Regions from separate parts of the Homo sapiens genome. Here region 2 is linked to region 1. The links are chromatin contacts, found by Hi-C or POLR2A ChIA-PET in ENCODE. All regions are on one chromosome and are shown on one strand. Each heading gives the region's core, a stretch centred on a gene start or an enhancer-like site at or near the end of the contact. The rest is flanking DNA. Distances are from core to core; before and after follow the strand shown. Region 1 overlaps PDZD2 (PDZ domain containing 2). Region 2 holds the start of MTMR12 (myotubularin related protein 12).

Evidence for each region. A loop is a pair of places that touch in the nucleus more often than their neighbours do. ChIA-PET counts read pairs that join two places held with the same protein, here RNA polymerase II (POLR2A). Pooled maps may share reads with other maps.
Region 2: a map of OCI-LY7 shows a loop between it and region 1 (2.0-fold over the local background). The contact joins the promoter of MTMR12 here to the enhancer-like site in region 1. A Hi-C loop is called at or near these places in 2 of 168 maps with a recorded cell type or tissue (OCI-LY7 and psoas muscle), 3 of 37 single-sample maps with no recorded cell type and 4 of 50 pooled maps. POLR2A ChIA-PET finds 5 or more read pairs at or near these places in 1 of 52 experiments (CD4-positive, alpha-beta T cell).

Annotation. Positions count from the first base shown.
Region 1 is chr5:31,989,340-31,993,488 of GRCh38, reverse strand. The region is part of intron 3 of PDZD2 (PDZ domain containing 2); the gene reads right to left. Among named protein-coding and RNA genes, the nearest start is that of MIR4279, 55 kb to the right of the region's middle. Within about 2 kb of position 2,608, at least 2 of the 41 ENCODE cell types and tissues checked have a DNase peak (open chromatin) inside an H3K27ac peak, as active enhancers do.
Region 2 is chr5:32,310,677-32,315,001 of GRCh38, reverse strand. MTMR12 (myotubularin related protein 12) reads left to right here and starts at 2,063. Exons shown (of 16, transcript NM_001040446.3): 1 at 2,063-2,244. The coding sequence starts at 2,164. RefSeq lists an enhancer at 1,595-1,644 and silencers at 1,735-2,524, 2,595-2,734.

The DNA.
Region 1 (4,149 bases), core at 1,359-3,858:
AACAGTAAAAAAAACAGATGTTGGGCAGTCATTGATGTGCAGCAATAGGAATGTCTGGGGAAATTATTAGCAGACAGAGACCTGTTGGATCCCACACTCCTTCGGGTAGCGTGCTGTTCGGTGGGGCTCCGCTATCCCAGGAACAGACGCTGGTGCCAACTGTCTCCTCCATCCCCTGACCACAGTCAAATGAAGCCTGTCTGGCCAAATGTAACTTCAGAAGTCACTGGCTTACCACAGTAGTTCATGAACTTGTCAATGATCTCTATTTCATCCAATCACCTCATTTTGGACTCTATGGTTTTTGGTTTGCTGCCTCTGACCTCTGGAACACCTTTCCCTTCCCCATTCAGAAACATCCTCCCTGGCCTTCGAAGTCTCTCATGGCTCTACTACTTCCAAAAAGCCATCCTTGAGGAGCAGTGCAACCACCAAGATGGCAACTTTCAACACTTCCAATGGGGCCCGATGGCCTAGTGGATACCATTGAAAAGAACAGAATCAGGGATGTGCTGACTGGATGTTGTCCTGGCTTTCTGGGCCTCCCACGCCAGCATAGGGAGCAGCCCTGTGGCGGCCTCACGGCACACGCGAGAGTAGGATGGTGGCTTTTTTTTTTTTTTTCCATGGAAGAGGCACACTTGAGAGAAGGATGCTGGCTGTTTTTTTCCGTGGAAGATATGCTCTGGCTGCTGGGGTCTAGAAGATGAGTGTTTCTTCCTCCCCCAGGACAGAAAAGCTGTGAACCTCTTTCCCAAGAGCAACAAGGACCATTCTTAGAGTCCAGAAATAAGAAAATCTATTTGGGTTTTAGCGCAAATTAGTAAAAACCTATCCATCCCCCTTACTAGTTTACACCACCATTCTTTTCTCCTTTTCCCCTCCTCTTTGTTAAACAAAACATGTAAGTATGGTTAACAAAGGATGTGACAATACTAGGTACATTCCTTTCTAATTTTTAAATACTTTTAGAAGTAGGACATGTGACAAGAAACATGCAAAACGATGTTCATGGGAATACAATATCAGCTCAAATGTATATATATATATACTGACAGAAGAGTTCAAGACACTTTCCATCAAGAGCACCCACATTTCCACTCCACTTGCCTGCCCCCAGCCCCAAACCACAAAACTCGTTAAAAATAAAGTCATGCAAAACACTTAACAAATAAAACTGGCTTCAGAGGGCAGAAATCACTAATCTGTAATACAGCCCCCAACTACACTACTCAAGAAACAGACCTTCTTTTTCACTTTTATCCGATAACATAATTTTTTTTTAATTGAAAGTAGGAGATAGGAGGGGAGTGTCCAAAGAAATTAATGCAAGTTTCCTCACCTTGGAATTTCTGATCATCTAATGAAGGGAGTTCAGAGGACTACAAAGGAAGACACAAGCAACAAGAAGTAAATGTTAGCAGTTTTTTTTGTTGTTGTTTTGTTTTTTTCTTTCGAGACAGGGTCTCACTCTGTCACCTAGGCTGAAGTGCAATGGCACAATCTTGGCTCACTGCAACCTCTGCCTCCTGGGTTCAAGTGATTCTCCTGCCTCAGCCTCCCGAGTAGCTGGGATTACAGGTGCACACCACCACATCCACTCAGCTAATTTTTGTATTATTAGCAGAGACAAGGTTTCACCATATTGGCCAGGCTGGTCTTGAACTCCTGACCACTGGTGATCTGCCCACCTCGGCCTCCCAAAGTGCTGAGATTACAGGCGTGAGCCACCGTGCCGGGCCCACAATTGTCAGTTTTAAAGGTATTTGCCTACAGCAACGTTCAGTAAAAAATAAATCAGTGTCTGATATTTACTAGGCTAAAACTTGTACTGGCCAAAATCTAACAGGCCAACTTAAATATAACGATATTAAGGATATTTCCAACTGCCTCCTTAACAATTCCACTTGGGTATCTGATATACACCTTAGTACAATCAAAACTGGACTTTTTTCCTCTCTTACTCCTGGCTTTCCCATCTCAATGCAAACAGCATTATCCTCTACTCAGGCTAAAGATGATCCACAAGCCAAAAGTCCGTGAAGTATCTTTGATTCCTTCTGTTTAATCTCCCACATCTGAACCACGAGCACCATCTGTAGAGTCTACTTCCGAAATAGATGCCAGATCCACCGACTTTGGCCTTCTCCTCTCCCTAACCTCCCCCGTCAAAGTGACCAGCATCTTTAGCTTGGGTGACCACAATAGCCTCCAGTTTGGTCTCCCTTTTAAATTTCACCTCCTACAATCCATTATCCTCCATCAAACATCCAAGGGGAAGGTTTAAAAAACATAGGCTGTGATGCACTCAGCATAAGCCCTCCAACAACTTCCCACAGGACCGAGAATAAGGTTCAAACTCCAAGGTGGCATATGCGAACCTCTGTAACCAGCCCTGCCCACACCTCCTGAATCATCTCCTGGTGCCCAGTGTCTTTCTCATGGAACACTCTGTCATTCCTGCCTGAGGGCAGATGCTTTGCTGGTTCTTCCCTGGGAACATTCTGCCCCGGATTATGCAGGGCTGCCCTTTTCTGACACTCAATCCTCAGCTCAAACATCGCCTCTTTACTGAGATCTTCCTGCTCTGACACCCAACATCAACCAGCCCCCTGCCCATGACACTGCCCGGCCAGCTTTCACTTCACCCTGTTTTATTTCATTGACTCATCAGCTTCTGACACTGTGATTTGTGGATTTGCTTATTTATTGTTTGTGGTATGCTATAAATGCTGTGAGATAAGAACCTTGTCTGTCTTGTTTACCAACTAGTTCTCTAGCAATTAGAACAGTGTCTACCACATTATAATATCCCATAAATAGCACTGAATGAACAAATATAGAATGTTTATCCGCTAATCTTACAGTTCCATGATGGTCCTTGCGACTGAGGTTAAGAAGCTCACACAGATGGGAGATCTGTCTGTTTGCCAGTGTTCATTGTGTGAACCCTGGTCCAGTTGGAGAGACCGAGTTCTGCAACAGACCCTGTCTAGACAGATGGTTTGGGCATTTGTTTTCTTTTACATTAGCTTAAAGGGCAACAAGACTTTGTCAGCCTATTGAGAAAAAGCCAAACCCTGAAAAACTGGATGCTATGGACTTCTGCACTAATGTTGTTGGAGTGTTACCCTTTCCTGTAAACTGCCAATTACTGCGTGAGTTCACACATGTATCCCTTCACTGAAGCCAACGAAGGGATTTATTTACCAAAACAGGAGCGGTACATTAAAGGGAGCTGTCTCACAGCATTTAAATGACCTCATTACTGCTGGAACCAAAAATAAAACTTTATAACAGCAACTTTGCCCCATATGTGAGAAGACACAATCCAACCAGAATCTTGCTGCCGTAAATACTCCGGCGCTAGTTGCAAACCTTTTCTGAAACCGTTTGCTTACCCCTTCTTATTCAGAATGATCAGTAAGAAATGGGTGAGCATAATGTCAGAGCTGGAAGTCCCTTAGTCATCAGACCAAAATGCTCAGTTTATAGGTGAGAAAACAGAAGGCCAGAGAAAGGCCGCAGCAACCTGAAGGCCACAGTGCTGGGGATGGCAGAACTGAGGCAGGAACTTCAGGGTCCCATCTCCCAGGACTAGTATTCTTGGGGCCTTGATTAATAAATACCTACAAGGCACTGAGCTAAGACGGGAAACAAAGACAAAGAAGGCCCCGCCCTGCACTATTCACAATAGCAAAGATACAGAATCAACCTAAGTGTCTATCAATGGCTGACTGGATAAAGAAAATGTGGTATACACCAGGCCAGGTGTGGTGGCTCATGCCTGTAATCCCGGCACTTTGGGAGGCCGAGGCAGGCAGATCACTAGAGGTCAGGAGCTCGAGGCCAGCCTGGCCAACATGGTAAAACCCCCTCTCTACTAAAAATACAAAAAATTAGCTGGACATGGTGGCGTGTGCCTATAGTCCCAGCTATTTGGGAGGCTGAGGCAGGAGAATTGCTTGAACCCAGGAGGCAGAGGCTGCAGCGAGCCAAGATCGCGCCACTGCACTCCAGCCTGGGTGACGGAGTGAGACTTCGTCTCAAAAAAAAAAAAAAAAAAAGAAAAGAAAATGTGGTATATACCACAGAATACTCCTCAGCCATAAAACAGAATTAAATCATGTCTTTTGCAGCAACATGGAT
Region 2 (4,325 bases), core at 814-3,313, 320 kb before region 1:
TGGGCAAATTACTTGCATCTCTGTTTTGTCACCTGGAAACTGGGATAAGGAAACTCAGAGGCGGCTGCAGCACAGCTATACCAAATATTGGCTTACAGGTGGCAATCTAGCTGGAAACGGAGCTGCAGGACTTGCGTTGAAACTATGTTTGCAAAAGCAAGCACATTTGTTTTCACTAAGATTTTATATTTACTTGGAGTGTATTTGGGAAGGGGGAGCACATGGAGATTAAGAGGGTAAAAATCAAGGTCACCAATGAGAGTACTTAGCACAGTGCCTGACGCCTAAAAAATTAACTGCAAATATTTATGTTTTTTTCCACTAGATTGAATTTCTTAAGAGCTGGATTCTATCTTATTTATCTGCAACTAACAACGCTTGGCACCAAATGTAGAACTGAAATGAATTTTCTTTGCAATCTTGACTAAAAAATGAGGGTTTTATCAATAACTTCGTAGAGTAAATAGAAGTCTCTTAAGGGCTCTTGATATTCTTCCTGTTGGAAACACAAAGAAGGGAAAGGTTTGGAAAAATGAAGTTGACAAAGTCTTTTATTATCAAACGCTCAAACTTATTCCTCACTGCCTTGTTAACACTTGATTTGACACTTTTTTTTTTCTGTTTGAGACACAGTCTTGCTCTGCCACCCAGGCTGGAGTGCAGTGGCGCGATCCTGGCTCACTGCAACCTTGGTTCAAGCGATTCTCGTGCCTCAGCCTCCCGAGTAGCTGGGATTACAGGCGCCCGCCACCACACCAGGCTAATTTTTGTATTTTTAGTAGAGATAGGGTTTCTCCATGTTGGCCAGGCTGGTCTCAAACTCCTGACTTCAGATGATCCACCCGCCTCGGCCTCCCAAAGTGCTGGGATTAGAGGCGTGAGTCATCGTTTGTCTCATTTTTGTTTACATTTAAAATAATAAACCTTGAGGTCGGGCGCGGTGGCTCACGCCTGTAATCCCAGCACTTCGGGAGGCCGAAGCGGGTGGATCATCTGAAGTCAGGAGTTTGAGACCAGCCTGGCCAACATGGTGAAACCCCCGTCTCCATTAAAAATACAAAAATTAGCGGCATGGCGCGGTGGCTCATGCCTCTAATCCCAACACTTTGGGAGGCTGAGGCGGGCGGATCACGAGGTTAGGGGTTTGAGACTAGCCTGGCCAACATGGTGAAACCCCGTCTCTACTAAAAATACAAAAATTAGCCGGGTGTGATGGCAGGCGCCTATAATCCCAGCTACTCGGGAGGCTGAGGCAGGAGAATCGCTTGAACCTGGGAGGCAGAGGTTGCAGTGAGCCTATACTACGCCATTGCACTCAAGCCTGGGCGACAGAACGACACACACACACACACACACACACACACACAAAATTAGCTGGATATAGTGGCGGGCGCCTGTAATCCCAGCTACTCAGGAGGCTGAGGCAAGAGAATCGCTTGAACCTGGGAGACGGAGGTTGCAATGAGCAGAGATCGCGCCATTGCACTCCAGCCTGGGCGACAAGAGCAAAACTCCGTCTCAAAAGTAAATAATAATAAAATAAAAAACCTTGAACGTCATCGCTGTAAGTTGGGAACTCCTATAGCAAGATTCCATACATCCCATTTTTGGACGTTTTATTCCAAAGACACAAGCAAACGGAAGAAAACGACTGCCGTGAACCCCTGCTAACGACAACTTGGTGACTGCAGGATCATTGGACGACGGTTTTATCCTCGCCATCCAATCGTTGGAAAGTCCGGAGAGAACGCTCTCTGGATTGGTTGGAGGAAACATCTCTCCAAGTGCACTCAAGAATGGGTTGGGAGCGGGGTTCGGCCGGCAGCGCCTCGGGCCAATCAGAGAAAGCATGAGGGCGGGCTCTGCCGCAGGAAGGTGGTGAATCTCGGCGGGTCAAACTCTCCTGACGTGATGGGGGGGCGTGGCCTCCAGTTGCGGTCTCCCGGCTCTCTGGGCCCGCGCACGGGATGGGCGGGGCCCACGGGCCTGGGCGGGGCGAGCGGTGTCAGCGGCGGAGCCGGATGCGGGCGGCATCGCGGCGGTCGCGGCCTTGGGGATGGGCGGAGCCCCAGCCGCTAGTGCTGGTGGCCGCCGCTGCTGCCCCAGCTGGAGCCCGAGCCGCCGCCTCTGCGTCCGCGCGTCGCTGCTTCCCAGGGCGGCGGTATGCTGGGGAAAGGAGTAGTCGGCGGTGGCGGCGGCACCAAGGCCCCCAAGCCCTCCTTCGTGTCGTACGTACGCCCTGAGGTGAGGGGGCGCCGCGCAGGCGGGGCGTCGGGCAGGGGCGGCCGGGGCGAGGGGCGCCGGGAGCCCCTTCCTTGCAGCGGGGAGCGCCGCGGAGCGCTTCCTGCCCTTGTGCCGGGCGACGGGGCAGCCAGGCGGGCTGAGGCCGCAGGAGCGCGCTGGGGCCTCCGCGCGGGCCGGAATGGGGACCCCGGCGCAGGCAGGCAGGTGCCTGAGCGCAGGGCCCGAGCGCTGGAGGCTGGTGGAGGGGCCCGAGCCGAGAAGGGATTGCGGCCCGGAACGCCCCTGGGGATTCTGGAGAGGACCTGGGGTTGTGGGCACTGCTGGGAGGGGTAGGGCCGTGGGTCGGAGCCCCCAACGGGGCCTGCTCGGAGCCCGCGTGGGTCCGTCCTGCCTCTGGACTTTCTCAGTGAGCCCAGAAGCCCGCCGGCCTCCGCTGCCTGCGTCTGAGTGCCTCGGGTGCGGCTGGCGGGATGCCCTGCACCTACGTCCGCCTCCCGTCAGCGCTGCGGGGAGAAAAGGGGGTCGGCCTGGCCTCAGCCAGTCTCTGCTTGTCTCTCCCTTGGGAATTCTCCGCTGTCGCTTCTTTCTCCTCATCCCCTCACCATCATCCTTTCCACCCACTTCTTACTCTTCTGAATCTTCAGGTCAAGAAATTTGTTCATTCATTCAGAAAATACTTCTCGAGCTCCTACTGTGTGTCAGGCACTAAGTGCTTGTGATAGACATCAGTGAACAGGACAGAGATCTCTGCATTCCTGGAGCTTATTTGAGGGGGAAAGGAGAAACGGGGTGAATTATAGATAATTAAGTAAATTATACGGTGTAGTAGGAGGTGATAAATATCATGGGAAAGAAAAGAAATCTTTTTCCTCCTCGCAAAGGTGGCATTTGAGCCGAGACTTGAAGATACGAGAGGTCTGAGAGAAGAGTCGTCCAGGTAGAGGGAACAGCCCCCGGGAAGGTCGTGAGGTGGGAGTGTGTCTGAAGGGTTGGCGGAGCGTCAAGGAAGCCAGCATGGCAGAGGCCCATGGACAAGGGGGACAGTCATAGGAGAGGAGGTTAGAGAGATCAGAACTTGTAGGCCTTGCTCAGGGCTTCTTGAGCAATAGTTCTTAATCCAAATGCCTAATGAGAAGCCTTCTTGTTTTGCATCTGTAAAGGTTTTTTTCTGCCCTTCTCTCCAGCAGAAGTGCAGAAGCACCGCCAAATTTGTTGCAGATGTCTTCCCACCTCTGTAATGCAGAAGCACGTGGGCTGTGGATGAGAGATCTGATCAGGGACTGCTTCCGTAAAGACCACCTGGGGCCTGAGGCATTTGCATATGTATCTTTAAATTCAAGATATGTGTGTTTTCTCCAGGGGAAAGTGCTCTTAAAATGGGTCTTATTTTTAGTCCTAGTTGTAAAATACAAACCATTTCCTCTGTTAGCACTTGATGTGGAGTCAGGGTCATCTTAAAGTTTCAGCGGGCTTCCCTTGTGGTATCACATTTAAGCAATGTGGTCAATTTCTCTTTGTGTCTTTTTAAAACATTTAAACATTTAAAAAATTTTTGTGGGTATAGTAGGTGTATATATTTAATGGGATACATGAAATATTTGGGCTGGGCATGGTGGCTGACACCTGTAATCCCAGCACTTTGGGCCGGCTGAGGTGGGTGGATCACCTGAGGTCAGAAGTTGGAGACCAGCCTGGCCAACATGGTGAAACCCTAAAATTAGCCAGGCATGGTGGTGCGCACCTGTAATCCCAGCTACTTGGGAGGCTGAGGCAGGAGAATCGCTTGAACCCAGGAGGCAGAGGTTGCAGTGAGCCGAGATCGCGCCACTGCACTACAGCTTGGGCGACAGAGCGAGACTCCATCTCAAAAAAAAAAAAAAGAAAGAAATCTTTGGATACAGGCATACAATGCATGAATGGGGTATCCATCACTGCAAGCATTTATCCTTCCTTTGTGTTACACACTATCCAATTATACTCTTTAAGTTATTATAAAATATACAATTATTGTTGACTGTAGTCACCCTGTTGTGCTATCACTTACTAGATCTTATTCTAACTGTGTTTTTGTACCCATTAAA